2 separate regions of the Homo sapiens genome follow, and region 2 is linked to region 1. Evidence: read pairs that join two places in POLR2A ChIA-PET (ENCODE). Cell type or tissue: HepG2. All regions are shown on one strand.

What was found. Peaks named below come from ENCODE experiments on the same cell type or tissue, not always from the same donor. Only the 100,000 strongest peaks of a DNase experiment are listed, where the experiment ranks them.
Region 2: POLR2A ChIA-PET joins it to region 1 with 9 read pairs; 1 of 35 experiments calls an interaction of 5 or more read pairs at or near these places.

Annotation. Positions count from the first base shown.
Region 1 is chrX:23,825,699-23,828,198 of GRCh38, forward strand. No RefSeq gene overlaps it. Among named protein-coding and RNA genes, the nearest start is that of SAT1, 44 kb to the left of the region's middle. In HepG2, no CTCF peak of the experiment used is centred here; a DNase peak (open chromatin) is centred at 1,093.
Region 2 is chrX:24,193,949-24,196,448 of GRCh38, forward strand. The region is part of intron 5 of ZFX (zinc finger protein X-linked); the gene reads left to right. Among named protein-coding and RNA genes, the nearest start is that of ZFX, 45 kb to the left of the region's middle. In HepG2, no CTCF peak of the experiment used is centred here; no DNase peak of the experiment used is centred here; H3K4me3 peaks cover 277 bases.

The sequences.
Region 1 (2,500 bases):
CACAGATTGTACATTATGATAATGCTGCCTGTAACTACTCTGATTGTTTCATGTACTTACTTTGTCTTTGAATCTGAATTGTAAAAGGTATTTCTCTACCTGCCCACCATAACAAAGTATCTACACCAGGCATTCAGTGAGTGCTTAATAAATCTAAGGGGGAGAAGCCATAGAGATTGAAGGCCTTTAGAGAGTTCCTCTTTTTTAGATTTGGAAGTTAGAAACAGAGACATGTACTCTGAGGTTGAGGACAAACAAATCAAATACCTATGCATATCCTATAGAGGTTTTGATTGAAACAGAATCAATGCAATTTTGAACTTTCAAGAATTCACACATTCACAATGTATATATCACTGCATTAGATCAGCACTATGGGAACACTAAGAAGAAGGACATTTGTCCTGGCCTCAGGAAGATTATAGCCTACTAGGGGAGATCAGGTATGAACAAACAAGGGTAGAACAGGCATGAAGCCATAAGAAATCTAGAATGTGATCTAGGAGTTCAGAGAGAAAAGGTTTTCATGTCTGGAAAGTCAGTTCTTCAGAAAGGTACCAGTGATGGTGAATTCAACAGAAGTACAAGTAAGTTTAAAAGGGTATCAAAGGGTACAGGCTTTTCCTACATCTCACATCCTGCACATAAATAACAAGAACAGAACGTGTCCCAACGGGAAAACAGCAATCACACAAAGAAGACTGTTAGTAGTAAGTTAAGCATCTTTAGGTCAGCAGGACCACAAAGAGCCAGTAACACAACATGAGGAATGGAAAACAATACCATGTTTGTTTGGTAAGATAGAGAGGAAGTATGGAAAGGAGAGGAGGTACAAACAGGAGACAAGTGGGGTGTATGAGGAAGGAAAGGCTCCCAGGAGCACGATGCTTCCAGTTCTGAAGAGCACCTGCAAGGGGAACAACACACTAAGTGGTCTCTGCTTTTCTTCATAAAATGACACAACTTCCAATCCAGGGAAACAGGTCCACCAACAGGTCACAGCTTCCCTCTTGAGCAATGGTGTAACTGAGGGTTGTATTCCTGACAAAAGATTCAGAAAATGAATCAGCTTTTTAAAATTTTGTTGAGACAGGGTCTCACTGTCACCCAGGCTGGAGTGCAGTGGTGCAATCACAGCTCACTACAGCCTTGACCTCTGGGGCTCAAGTGATCCTCCCACTTCTGCCTTCTGAGAAGCTGGGACTACAGGAACACATCAGCACAACTGGCTAATTTTTGTATTTGTTGTAGAGACAGAGTTTCACCATGTTGGCCAGGAGGTGTCTTGAACTCCTGGGCTCAAGTGATCCACTCATCTCAGCTTCCCAAAGTGCTAGAATTACAGGCATAAGCCACCACACCTGTTATTTTTTTTTTATTCCCCTTGGAGACGGGGTCTCACTGTCGCCCAGGCTGGAGTGCAGTGGCACAATCATGGCTCACTGCAGACTCGATCTCCTGAGTTCAAGTGACCCTGCTGAGTAGCTGGTACTATAGGCACATGTCACTAAGCCCAGCTAATTTTTAATTTTTTATAGAGATGGGGGTCTCTCTCTGTTGCCCAGGCTGGTCTCAAACTGCTGGGCTCAAGCGATCTTCCCATCTTGGCCTCCCAAAGTGCTAGGATTACAGGCATGAGCCACTGCACCTGGCTGAATCAGAGCTTTGACAAAGTGCCACAGACACAAAGACACCCATAACCTTCTAAATTTTTTTTTTAAATGGGGAGAAATCTATCATACGCCTTCACTACAGGAAGGGCCCCAGTGGACGCACAGAATCAAAGTTTACCAAATAAATACAATACTTTTTTTTTTTTTTTTTTTGAGACGGAGTCTCGCTCTGTGGCCCAGGCTGGAGTGCAGTGGCGCGATCTCAGCTCACTGCAACCTCCTCCTCCCAGGTTCAAGCAGTTCTCCTGCCTCAGCCTCCTGAGTAGCATTATAGGCACCTACCACCATGCCCAGCTAATTTTTCTATTTTTTAGTAGAGACGAGTTTTCGCCATGTTGAACTCCTGACTGCAAGTGATCCACCTGCCTAGGCCTCCCAAAGTGCTGAGATTACAGGCTTGAGCCACCACACCTGGCCAAATTCAAGAGTTTTAATACTAACTTCCTTGCCTTTTGTAGAATTCGCTTCTAAATATTTTCATTATTTTTATTCATGTCAATGTTACATGGGTACAGAGTTTCAAACAATTCCGCTGAGTCTGTTGTGAAAAACAAGTCCCATTGTCTCCCTCTCTCCATCCTTTTTTCTTTTGCTTTCTTTTAGTGATAGAGTCTCCCGCTACATTGCCCAGGCTGGTCTCAAACTCCTCCGCCATCCTTTTCTTACGTGCTAATGCTACATAAAAATCTCTTTCTTCCTGTCTTCCTGGGGTTTCAGGAGTTACAGTTATGTATGTATTCACACATACCATTATCTGGAAGCCATTCTCTCATAATTTAGAAGGGATATGGGAGATAAATTAAACAGCTGATATTAAAAAGCTGATG
Region 2 (2,500 bases), 370 kb after region 1:
CCATTAAACACTAACTCCCCGATCCCCTCCTTTCAGCCCCTGGCAGCCACCCTTTTACTTTCTGTCTCTTAGGAATTCGACTACCCTAGCTACCTCTTATAAGTGGGATCATACAGTATTTTTTCCTTTTGTGGCTGGCTTATTTCACCTAGCATGATTTTTCAAGATTTATTCATGTTGTAGCTTGTGTCAGAATTTCCTTCCTTTTTAAGGCTAAATAGGATTCCATTGTATGGATAGACCATATTGTGTTTATCCAGTGAAAAACTATTTTAAAGCAGTAATCCTTTGCCTTACCTACCCTTTGTTCTTCCTGGCTTACCCTTCTCCCCCCCACCAAAGCAACTGTAGCAGGTCCTGGAATAACACGTTATTTCCTTATAATGTTGATGAGAAAGAAAATCGACTTTCTGTTGGGGCCACTGTCCCTGTGGCGTTTGCACATTCTCCTCATGTCCATGTGGGTTTCCTCCCACATCCCAAAGCTGTGCACATTAGGTTTATTGGCATGTCTACACTGTCCCAATGTGAGTGAGCATGCCCTGTGATGGTTCCTGCCTGGTACCCTGAGCTGCTGGAGAGGCTCCTACACCCATGACCCTGATCTAGAATCACTGGGCAAATAATTATCTTGTTTTTACTACTCTTTCTTAAATATATGTGTAGCCCACATTTATTTCCATGTTTAATGCTACAAGTGTTTTAGACTATATTTAGAAGTTTGGTGATGTTTTTGTGACCAGAAATGTGCCATAGGAACTTAACTCTTGTTTATATCAATTAGCCTACAGTAAAAAATTTTTTTTTTTTTTTTTTGAGGCAGAGTCTCACCCTGTCACCCCAGCTGGAGTGCAGTGGTGCTATCTCGGGTTACTGCAATCTCCACCTCCCTAGTTCAAGCAATTCTCCTGCCTCAGCCCCCCAAGTAGCTGGGACTACACGCATGCACCACCCTGCCCGGCTAATTTTTGTATTTTTAGTAGAGATGGGGGTTTCACCATGTTGGCGAGGCTGATCTCGAACTCCTGACCTCAAGTGATCCTCCCACATTGGCCTCCCAAAGTGCTGGGATTACAGGCGTGAGCCACTGCACCCGGCCAAAAAACTGCTTTTGTTATATACTACGTTGTTTGGCTGAAAGTCACAATTTCCGAGAACCTACCAATGACATTACGTGAGGACTTACACTGTACTTCTCTTTCAGCTATTTCTAATGGTACTTATCTATATGATTGTAAATAATACGCTTTCTTGATTTTTTTTTGAGACGGTGTCTCGTTCTGCACCCAGGCTGGAGTGCAGTGGCGTGATCTTGGCTCACTGAACCTCTGCCTCCCAGGTTCAAGCAATTGTCCCTGCCTCAGTCTCCTGAGTACCTGGGATTACAGGTGCCTGCCACCGTGCCAATTTTTTTTTTTTTTTGAGATGGAGTCTCGCTCTGTTGCCCAGGCTGGAGTGCAGTGGCGCGATCTCGGCTCACTGCAAGCTCCGCCTCCCGGGTTCACGCCATTCTCCTGCCTCAGCCTCCTGACTAGTTGGGACTACAGATGCCCACCACCACGCCTGGCTAACTTTTTTTGTATTTTTAGTAGAGACGGGGTTTCACCATGTTAGTCAGGATGGTCTCGGATCTCCTGACCTCATGATCCGCCCGCCTCGGCCTCCCAAAGTGCTGGGATTATAGGCGTGAGCCACCATGCCCGGCGTGCCCGGCTAATTTTTGTAGTTCTAGTAGAGACGTTTCACGATGTTTTGCCATGTTGGCCAGGCTGGTCTCTTGTGATCTGCCCACCTTGGCTTCCCAAAGTGTTGGGATTACAGGCATGAGCCACCACGCCCGGCCACTTTCTTGATTTTTATTACTTCTGTTTTATATGTTCTTTCTTCACGTCCTGTTGTGATAGCTGACAATTTTGCTCACTTTTGTTCTCACCTCCCTTTCCCGTGACTTTTCATGATAAGTGTGTTACAATTTTTGGTTCTTTGCCTTTTAGAATTTAAGTAATACATTAACATCTTTATTTCTTGTTCCATCAAATGTGGACAGTATCTTTTGACTCCTCCTTTTTAAGATGAGGATATCAGTGCCTTTGCCCTCCACTTTCCTTGAGCTGTTCAGCCTACCTTCCAATCTATGTTTACTTTGTATTGTTGAGGCTGATCCATCTAAGTTTATTTTTTTTGAGATGGAGTTTTGCTCGTTACCCAGGTTGGAGTGCAGTGGCGTGATCTCAGCTTACCACAACCTCTGCCTCCCGGGTTCAGGCGATTCTCCTGCCTCAGTCTCCCGAGTAGCTGGGATTACAGGAATGCACCAACACGCCCGGCTAATTTTTCTATTTTTAGTAGAGACGGGGTTTCTCCATGTTGGTCAGGCTGGTCTCGAACTCCTCACCTCAGGTGATCCACCTTCCTTGGCCTCCCAAAGTGCTGGGATTACAGGCATGAGCCACTGCGCCCAGCCAATCCATGTATGTTCTATAACCATTAGCCTTCCAAT